2 separate regions of the Homo sapiens genome follow, and region 1 is linked to region 2. Evidence: read pairs that join two places in POLR2A ChIA-PET (ENCODE). Cell type or tissue: Caco-2. All regions are shown on one strand. Each heading gives the region's core, and the rest is flanking DNA. Links, peaks and the distances in the headings are about the cores only. Region 1 overlaps LINC01501 (long intergenic non-protein coding RNA 1501). Region 2 overlaps LINC01508 (long intergenic non-protein coding RNA 1508).

Region 1 (5,387 bases), core at 157-5,156, 71 kb before region 2:
AGTTTGAAATAAAGACTGACTCAAAGTCATTGAGTTCAGGGGTATTTCTTGGAAAAATAAATCCACTTCCATCTGGGTCCCACACCATCTGCTTCTCTAGCTATGGTCCAGGATATCAGATAACCAATGGTTTAAAGTTGTTGCCAAATCCAGTGAATTTTAAAGGACATTTTAATCAGAAATAGGCTTCCAAGAAGCTGTCATATATTGTCAATATGATTAGAAGCTGGCAGGCAAGAGAATGTCTTGAAAATTGACAGAAAAACAACCTCAAGTAGAATAACACCAGTGCCACAAAATGGTTGTGACTTGGAGGCTGGCCAGGCGCAAGTGCCTATGTTATGATAAGAACTCTAGAACTGGTAGTCACCTCTCTTTATAAAATTGCCAATAAGTTTATAATAAAATATTGTCTTCAAGGATGTTACAATATTTTAATCAATTGGCCAAAAGAACAAATTATTGAGGAAACAGAATAGTCTGACAGAGAATTTTGCTGAGTTTTATTCTCATGTGTGCAGTTGACTTTCAGCCTTATAGTTGGAATGGGATTTTCTTTTTTCTTTTTTTCAACTTTTATTTTAGATTCAGGGGTACATGTGCAGGTTTCTTTTTTGTTTGTTTGTTTTATCAACTTTTATTTCAAGTTCTGGGGTACATGTGCAGGATGTAAAGGTTTGTTCATATGTAAATGTGTGCCATGGTAATTTGCTGCACAGATCAACCTATTGCCCATGTATTAAGCCCAGCATGCATTAGCTGTTTTTCCTAAAGCTCTCCCTCTCCCCAACCCCCTGACAGGCCCCACTGTGTGTTGTTCCCCTCCCTGTGTCCATGTGTTCTCATAGTTCAGCTCTCACTTATAAGTGAGAACATGTGCTGTTTGGTTTTCTGTTCCTGCATTAGTTTGCTGAGGATAATGGCTTCCAGCACCACCTACGTCCCTGCAAAGGACACAATCTTGTTCCTTTTTCTGGCTGCATAGCATTCCATGGTGTATATGTACCACATTTTCTTTATCCAGTCTACTGTTGATGGGCATTTGGATTGATTCCATGGCTTTGCTATTGTGAATAGTGCTGCAATGAACATACACATGCATGTATCTTTACAACAGAATGATTTATATTCCTTTGGGTATACACTCAATAATGGGATTGTTGTATCAAATGGTATTTCTGCTTCTAGATCTTTGAGTAATTGCCACACTGTCTTCCACGATTGTTGAACTAATTTACATTCCCACCAACGGTGTAGATGTGTTCCTTTTTTTCTGCAACCTTGCCAGCATCTGCTGTTTCTCGAATTTTTTAATAATTGCCGTTCTTACTGGCATGAGATGGTATCTCATTGTGGTTTTGATTTGCATTTCTCTAATGATCAGTGATGTTGAGCTTTTTTTCTTATGTTTGTTGGCTACATGAATGTCTTATTTTGAGAAGTGTCTGTTCATGTCCTTTGCCCACTTTTTAATGAGGTTGTTTGTTTTTTTCTTGTGAATTTAAATTCCTTGTAGGCTCTGGATATTAGGCCTTTGTCAGATGGATAGATTGCAAAAATGTTCTTCCATTCTGTAGGTTGTCTGTTCACTCTGATGGTCGTTTCTTTTGCTGTGCAGAAGCTCTTTGGTTTAGTTAGATCCCATTGGTCAATTTTTGCTTTTGTTGCAATTTCTTTTGGTGCTTTGTCACAAAATCTTTGCCTGTGCCTATGTCCTGAATGGTATTGTCTAGATTTTCTTTTAGAGTTCTTATAGTTTCGGGTTTTACATTTAAGTCTTTAATCCATCTTGAGTTAAGTTTTGTATAAGGTATAAGGAAGGGATCCAGTTTCAATTTTCTGCATATGGCTGCCAGTTCTCCCAGTACCATTTATTAAATAGGGAATCCTTTCCCCATTGCTTGTTTTTGTCAGGTTTGTTGAAGATCAGATGGTTGTAGGTGTGCACTCTTATTTCTGAGTTCTCTATTCTGTTCTTTTTGTCTATGTGTCTGTTTTTCTACCAGTACCATGCTGTTTTGGTTACTGTGACCTTATAGTGTAGATTGGAGTCAAGTAGTTATCTCTTAATGAGTATCCAACAACCAGGTACCTGCACACATTCTCGTCAACTGTCTTATCAACAATGGAAGGGACAGGCATCATTTATGACTTCCTCAATGTAGAAGAGATAAGAGTCTCTGAAATGAACAGTTCGCAGAAGGACAAATATTACCACAAAAGATGGAAGAGAGTTATTTTGGAGGCAATGACTTTGTGTTCATATGAGTTCTCAAAGTCACCAGCAGTGACATTTCTGAAATGTGGTTTAGGTTCCAGTTCACAGATAGACTTTGCTTCCAGAAAAGCCGGTCTGATGTTGAAGTCTCAGCTGTAGGTGTGCATGGTCTTCATTGTGCCAGGTGCACCATCTTGCAGAATAAAGGACACATATTATTTTATTATGGAAATCACACACACAAAAGCAGAATGTAATGAGCTGCCATGTACACATCACCCAGCTTCAACAGTTATCAACTCATGGCTAACTCAAAGCGTGATGGTTTTATTTAAAGAAAAATCTGGGTGCTCGCCTGTCTCAACTTTTCCTGTGTATTAGTTCACTCACATGCAGTGACCAATATTTTTAGATTTAGGTTTAAGGGGGAGAAACTGCTGATTCAGAAAGGCAGAAGTTCCTAAATTGAGAGTTAAACCGATCATTTTTACTAATAATAGGCTAATATGGACAAAATATAAAGCATGTAACAACTATATACATTTGTCCAGATGTATTCGGATTGGATACAAAAATTGAACATCATTTTTAGCAAGAAATAGTCTTCCTTGGGCAGGGCATGGTGGCTCATGCCTTTAATCCCAGCACTTTGAGAGGCTGAGGCGGATGGATCACATGAGGTCAGGAGTTTGAGACCAGCCTGGCCAATGTGGTGAAACCCTGTCTCTACTAAAAATACAAAAATTAGCTGGGCATGATGATGGGTGCCTGTAATCCCAGCTACTCAGGTGGCTGAGGCAGTAGAATCACTTGAACCTGGGAGGCAGAGGTTGCAGTGAGCTGGGATCGAACCATTGCACTCCAGCCTGGGTGACAAAGTAAAAAAAAAAAAAAAAAAATTCTTCTGTGTTATTTCTTCATTTTACACTCTCTCATTACCTCCCTTCACACCATGGCCATGACTTGCTGAATGAGCCTGTCAATTCATCAAGGTTCTTATATCAGATGTTTAGACATATCCAACAAACAAAACTGAGGGTCCTAGATGGGGTACTGCCTCCTGGGGACCATAGTGTTTCTTGAAAATGAATGTTTATCTCACCTTCCAAGCCAAATCCACTGTGCAGGCTGCATTTGTCCTGCAAGTTGCTGGTATGAGACCCTGCCTCACCTCAGTCTTCTCATTTATTACTCATCACAATTGTGCATGCATGCATTTTTGTTCCTATTTAACAGATATTCCAGTGGAAGCTCAGCCTCAAATCTGATGACACAAATCACTTTTATGTCCTTACATCCTTGTCACCTCAGCTATTTCCAAGACCGCAACCTAGAAATTGTGAGAAGCCTACCCATGACCACAGTGACAACGCAGTCTTCAGTGGTTCAGCCTCCTGCCCCCTCCCAGTGCCGGTGTTCCCAAATGCAAGGGGATTTCAGACATTCAGCTTTTCATTTACCTCCAAGGCACAGATGCCGAGATGTCCCCATGTCTGTCTTCAGAGTCTCATTTGCAAATTGGCAGCTTCATACCACTCTCGCTATCTGCATTGCTATATTTACACCTGAGCTGATGTGTACCCGGGGAAAGTGTGCTATGACCCAGTGCTTGGGTGGCTCATCTAAAGCCATCCAGAGTCTCTGACTCCTGGTGCATGGGGAGCCTTTCTGGGTCATCTTCTCAGCTCTGCGCAGCCACTAATGCTTGCCTTTTAAGACTGTAGATGAAAAGGGTCAAACTCTGAAAAATATTTGAAGAGAATTCTTCTGAGCCAAATATAAGGGACCAATAGCCTGTGACACAGCTCTAGGAGATAATGAGAACACGTACCCAAGGTAATTGAGCTACAGTTTTGTTTATACATTTTAGCGAGACATAAGACATCAGTCAATACAAGTGAGATGCACATTGATTCTGCTCAGAAAGGCAAGACAACTTGAAGCGGGGAGAAGGGTTTCCAGATCATAGGTAGATTCAAAAATTTTCTGGTTGGCAATTGGCTGAAAAAGTTCATCTAAAGACCTGGAATCAATAGAAAGGAATATCTGGGTTAAAATAAAGGTTGTAGAGACCAAGGTTTTACCATGTAGATAAAGCAAAATGAAACAAAAGTAAGAATTGAACTTGAGAGGCTTTGAATATGGAAGAGGCCCAAGCCCAGGAATACAGGAGGACCCTAGAAGTAGGAAAAGGCGTGAAAATCATTTCTGCCCTAGAATCTCCAAAAGCCCTGCTGACACCTTGACCGATAAGAAATATAATAAATTTATTTCATTTTAAGCCACTGAGTTTGTGATAATTTGTTACAGCACCAATAGGAAGATAAAACATCCTGCCCCATCACCCCTCTTCGATTAGTCCCCTTTTAACTCAATTGCTCTAGCAATAAAGATTTTAAAAAGCAACAATAAATTCAATGAGGTATTACGTACATTTATGTAATCACAATAGCTTTTTCATATATTTGAAAAATAATATATTTATATAAATGCATATGTATAAGAGTGTCATTAGAGTTAGGATAAACCATATGAAACTACTATCTATATAGGACAGGAATGGAATATTAGCAATCTGATATACTTCAATCTTATATATATGTGGTAGACAGCATTATTTCATGTATCAATAATGGCTGGTGCATACTTGGTTGTGAGGACAGCTGTTAGGTACTCTATAGCCCCACCATAGTTTTGGTCCATACTTTGGTCCAGACTTTGGGAATCATCTCTCTGAGGATAAAGATAGCTAGAAGATAAACATATCTATAAACCTATGTTTATAGTTCCTACTGCTTCTTCCTAGAGCATATAAGTGATCAACTGGACTGTGAGGGAAACAAAAAGCATGCTTTATGACAAGTGACACCACTCCTTAGCGTGTCAATAGATTTGCCTTAAGAAGAAATGTTTCCTCTCAAATTAGTGCAACTGAATCTTAATGTTCCTATGCTGATATGTGTTCATGTGTGTGCACATATGTGTGAAGTCAGTGAATTGGAATCCACCTGCAGAAAGCCCAGAGTAAGCCTAAGGAAATGAACCTTTGGGAAAGTCAAAGCTTTCTCTAACAAGACATCTATGTGTTTAAATAAACCAGGGCAATGAGACAATCCCAACCACTTTCATTTTCCCCTAACTCAACAGGAGAAAAAGAAAGCTAGTTAAG
Region 2 (5,387 bases), core at 248-5,247:
CTACCTTTGGAATTTACTGGTGAAACCCATTTGGTTACTGGACGAGACCACTGAGATGGGTTCTTGTGAAGCACCCTTACTGGTACCACTCTTTGCTCTGATCTAAATGTTCTGGCTGGGTGTTTGTTTCCCAGGGCTACCTGGTTAATTGACAGTTCTCAGTCATTGCTTATTCTTGCTCACATAGAAACTAGTACAAATAAATTCCTTACACACAGACATATACTAACTAGATGCAACCAAAAACGCACATGCACAAATAACTCTATAACTTACTAAAATCAATAATGAATTAAAAATGTCTATCATACTCATCTTTTTTATTATAATTATCTATTTCCTTTTTCTTTTCTTTTCTTTTCTTTTTTTTTTTAAGATAGAGTCTTACTCTGTCACCCAAGCTGGAGTGCAGTGGTACGATAGCCCACTGCAACCTCTGCCTCCCAGGTTCAAGTGATTCTCCTGCCTCAGACTCCTGAGTAGCTGGGATTACAGGCACCCGCTACCATGACCAGCTAATTTTTTTTTTTTTTTTGTATTTTAGTACAGACAGGGTTTCACCATGTTGGCCAGGCTGGTCTCGAATTCCTGACCTCAAAGTCCTGAGATTACAGGTGTGAGCCACCATGTCAGGTATCTCTTTACGTTTTTAAATCAATAGTTCTCTTTTGTCATTATGAGATCATGCCTCATCAATTTAATTAATATAAGTTAATATGCCATTAACTATTATTATTTTGATGTTTCCTCAAATTGTCCAAATTTGGCTGTCTACTTTCAGCTCTTCCAGTAATAGTCTTAAAGGGTGGAAGCTCCAGATTTTCTGGAAACATCTTAAATTTTTACATGAATTATGTAATTATGAATTATGAGATAAATACCCATCAGGAAGTCCTGATCTCTTCCAGGGGAGGAGAGGATTAGAGATCAATATCTGGGCTCATGAGAGCTGGTATTGGGTAGAGAGCTGTCCTTGCTGCAGCTGCTATATTTGGAAAATATATTTTGTGTTAATGACTTGGAAAAGACCATTTCTTTTACATTTTTATTTCACATTGATTTTCCAGTTTGATATATCTATTTGTTAGAGAATAAATGTAATAAATGGTTTCATCTGTAGAAAAGACTGAGTTCTCTACTAATTCATATGATGACATTGCTCTCTTCTCCGTATTTGTTTAAGTATAGAGGGAAAATGGAGAGGCAGAGAGTTGAGAACACACACACACTCACACATATATACATGCAATGCTCGTGTGACTCCACTGCCCCAAAAAGCAGGATCTAGGTCTTTCAAACACCTGTAAGGAAAGCCTCAGCAACTTGAATTTATATTTAAGATTCAGTGGATCAAGATTTTCACAAGTCAAATAGGTGCTGCCTGACTGCAGAGTGATAGTCACGTGAGTAGTTCCTATTATTTCTTCAATTGTGATTAGGAGCACTTCCTGGGATGTGTCTAATTTTACCACAGATCACCTCCTGTCGCACTGATTATATAAAACTTCCAGGATTTAGCTGGGACTTGGGGAAATGTATCTCATTGTGGATGAGAAAATGACTTCTGTATTTTATATACATATATCTCTTCTCTCTCCATTTCTGTCATATTGAATCTTTGAATCTGTATAACAAAATGCAACTTCCATACTTTATTTCCTTTAATTTTCTTGACTCTCCTCTGAGCCAGATATTACCCTCTCTGTTTTTTGTGTGAGAAAGCTGGGGCCCAGATTGGTTAAGGACTTGCTCAAGAACTTACAAAGAAGTATCAATTCTCTTTGAAGTTTCCTCATCCTAATCTTTTTAAGAAAAACCACAGAACCTACCAGAAAACTACTAGATGTTGACTGGTTCATACCTCTAGAGTTTGAACCCTAGCCAGTTGCTCCTTCTGAAAACTGAATCATTTCCAGATAATTCACAACACACCTGTAAAAGAAAGGGCACACACAAAAGGGTTTCTGGACACAGCCCAGAAAATGTGAATAAAGCAAATTTTTCAGCCATCTACTGAGGCTACTTGATTAGCTTGGCTTGGAGTGAAGTACTAAGAATCATATGTTGGAACTCAATATTGCTGCCTGATAGTCTAGCAAAAAAAGGTGTGTTGATCCCAAGAAGATGGAATTCCTAGATGAAGATGGTTAAAAGCATCTTATCTGCCCAGAACAAGTGTGCTTGTGGATGGGTTTTGAGTTGTTTCTGAAATTAGCAATTTTTCAAGGATTGCACTTTATTTTTAGTTCTTCTTCATTATATTTGCTAGTATTATTTCATTTTTCAACTCATGATTTTCTTTTCTCAATGGTAAATCTAAAGTAGCTGTCACTCCAAACATTGTTAGTTTTCTTCCATTAAAGGATATTAATAAAGAATTAGAGATAGTGTAGAAGTGAAAACAATGTAGATTCAGAGTTATACATGTATTCATTCATTTGACAAATATTTCTTGAGTCCCTGCTATGAGCCAGTTATTATTTTAGATGATGCACACAGCAATAAATAATGAGACAAAAGTCTTGTCTTTATGGAGTTGTCATTCTGATAGGGGAAGTGGACAAAAATGAGATAATAGGTAAAAGATGTAATAAGTGAAGTTGAGTAAAAGTAAAGCAGTGGGAGTCTAAGGGCATTGAGAGAGTGGCTGCAGTTGTGAAAGTTGGCCACAGAAGAGACTTGTTGTGAACATGATGCTCAGACAAAGGTCGGAATGGCGAAAGGGAGCCCTGCACATACACGGGGGAGAAGCTCAGGCAGAGGGAACAGCAAATGCACTCTCAAGGCAAGCGGCTGCCTGTTAGGTTTAAGGGTTAGCAAAGAAACTAGTGTTGCTGGAGCAAAGCAAGCACGTAGAAGAGAAAGTAAAAGAGCTAATGTGTGTGAGTGTGCAGTGAAGGGGGAAGGGGGAGCCATAAGGCTTCCATATTTACTTTGAATGGGGTAGGAAGGCCGTGGGAGGCTTAAGCAGAGAAGAGAGTGTTGAGTCAGGAACTGTGAAGGATCTGAACTTTGACCCTACTCACCTGCCACGATGTTTTACATGTATGCTGACCAAAGACGTGCACCGTTAATTACTCACAGCAAAGTCAGCAGCTGCAGAAACATCTTGCCGTTTCCTATGCCCCAAGCTCTGCAAGGAGTGTAGTGAGGACCTCACATAACTTGTATGGGTGGTGGGATCTAACGGGGCATCATGGCAGAGGAACCACACAGTTAGGTGACTGTGAGCTTTTATAGCGCTGCTATGTTTGCTTTTTTGCCTTTCCTCCTCTCTGAAGAGAGATGACTTACTACCCTGGAATGTAAGCGGGTATCTCCGGGAGGAAAAGAAGAGAGCTTTATCTTTACTACCGTGGATGTCTCTGTGGTGGTAGGTTCTTAAAATTTCTGTACAGGGATACACCACCTCTAGCTTCCAAAGCTGTCTACTATTTAAACATGTCTTTGCTCAGAAGGCCCAATCTTTGCAGAAACAAAAGTGATCCGTGGAATTGTCTCCCAACAGTCAACTCTCTCAGCACAACATGACAAGTTTTTAATAGCAAGCTCAGTGCTGGATGGAGAACAAAGTGGCAGAGGTGAGACAGAGTGGAGAGGGGAGACCAGTTAGGAGGCTATTATAAGGACTCCGAGCAGGGATGATGGTTTCTTTCAATTTGTCTGTCTACTGTTCATGTGAGATTGGCCAAGTGTCTTAAGCGCTTTGACTCTCAATTTCCTTGTGTGTACCATGTGGACAAGAGTACTTTCTAGGGCTGTTGTCGTTTATAAAGTAATGGACATCAAGTAATCCTGCATCTAAAACTTAGTATTTCTGTCCCTATTCATTTAAAGTAGCACCACTCATATTTCACTTTGGAAAACAAGCTACATGAAAAATGTTTGAATTGAAAATTAATACTTATTCTGGTAACTCAAGCATTGCATTAAATAAACAATACTAGACTTACCCATAATTACTTGATAAATCTTTACCACAATTATGATTCTCTGTGAAATCATAATGAATCTATGAATTTTATAATATAAATTTCATAATTAATCTATGAATTCTATGAATGAATCTATGCATTCATATGAATCTATGAATGAAATTCTATAAATGAATCTATGAAATCTATGAATTTTGTAATTTATGAATTTTAAATTCATAGATCTCTACAAAGAGTAAATTAAGCAATTTTCTTTGCAAAAATAATTTCATTTGCATCTTTATCAGAGAAATGTTCAAAAAAGATAAACCAAAATATTTTGGTGTATCTTTTAAAAAGAAATGTCTGAACATTTCTTTTGAGGTAATTATTATATTTCCAAGTTTAAAATATGTGATGTTTTGAAGGTTTATTTAAGATGGAGGAGTAGAAAAGATTCATCTACCCTACGTCTGGAAAGCAACAAATAACAAACAGAAAGTATAAAAGCAGAGGAGACATAGTTCAAAAAGCAGGAAACAGGCACAACACGACCCCAAATATGAATAATGAAGAGTGCCTGCCAACTATGTGCAATTTGGACCAAATTTACGGTATTTCCTCCTACCAGATGCATTGCAATACACCAGAAATAATGGCGGGTACAGATCTGAACACCCCACAGTGCTTCCTTGGTGGTCAGTGGACCTGCTATTTGCTCATAAAGGGTGAACTACTAAGAGTTTGAAATGCTGAGGACAAAAGGTATGCCTAGATGTGCCTCGGACATCATGCACAGCACAGTGGACCAGGAAATGATCAGACATAACAGCATTTCATTGAGATGGCTGATACACCTTGTCATTCCCTTGACACTTATTTTTCACTCTGTTTTCTGAAAATGCAGGTCCAGAAAGAAAAATTTTTCCTGAGTACTAGACAGAAGAGTGCCACTAGGAGATAGGAGTTTACATGCTGATCCATTAACACAGACAAAAAGCAAGAACCTAATACCCAAGTAAAATTCCTGCAAGGAAAAATGATTAAGGAACACAGTGCCTCGTTCCAGAAGAGATGACTGCCAAGCATTTGGCCCTCTCTGCCTTGACAAATAGAAACAAAGCCCAGTGATTACTGAGACCATCTGGCATTGGCACTCTTGCACACCCATGCAGAGCTCTTGATGGGACCCGTCTACCTTTGAGTGGAGCCCCCACCAACCCAGTTTCCTAGAGACCCTTCAACTGGCCACCAAGGCCACCTTCCCCGTGAGCCCCACTTTACCACTTGAGTTACAGGTCTTGGTAACATCCTTCCCAACTCCCCATTTGCCAATTAGACCCTATGGCAAAATGCACGACCACTGGCCAGAGGACCCTGCTGCACTTTGAGACCCATAAGCTCCCAGCATTGGCTAAAAATTATACACCCTTTCAGAGAAAATTACTGTCCTGTTCTTGGGCTTTTGTAAAT

What was found. ChIA-PET counts read pairs that join two places held together with the same protein. Peaks named below come from ENCODE experiments on the same cell type or tissue, not always from the same donor. Only the 100,000 strongest peaks of a DNase experiment are listed, where the experiment ranks them.
Region 1: POLR2A ChIA-PET joins it to region 2 with 6 read pairs; 2 of 35 experiments call an interaction of 5 or more read pairs at or near these places.

Annotation. Positions count from the first base shown.
Region 1 is chr9:90,492,485-90,497,871 of GRCh38, reverse strand. All of the region lies in intron 5 of LINC01501 (long intergenic non-protein coding RNA 1501), which reads left to right. Among named protein-coding and RNA genes, the nearest start is that of LINC01508, 62 kb to the right of the region's middle. In Caco-2, for the core only: no CTCF peak of the experiment used is centred there; no DNase peak of the experiment used is centred there.
Region 2 is chr9:90,421,627-90,427,013 of GRCh38, reverse strand. All of the region lies in intron 1 of LINC01508 (long intergenic non-protein coding RNA 1508), which reads left to right. Among named protein-coding and RNA genes, the nearest start is that of LINC01508, 9.2 kb to the left of the region's middle. In Caco-2, for the core only: no CTCF peak of the experiment used is centred there; a DNase peak (open chromatin) is centred at 3,163; H3K4me3 peaks cover 613 bases.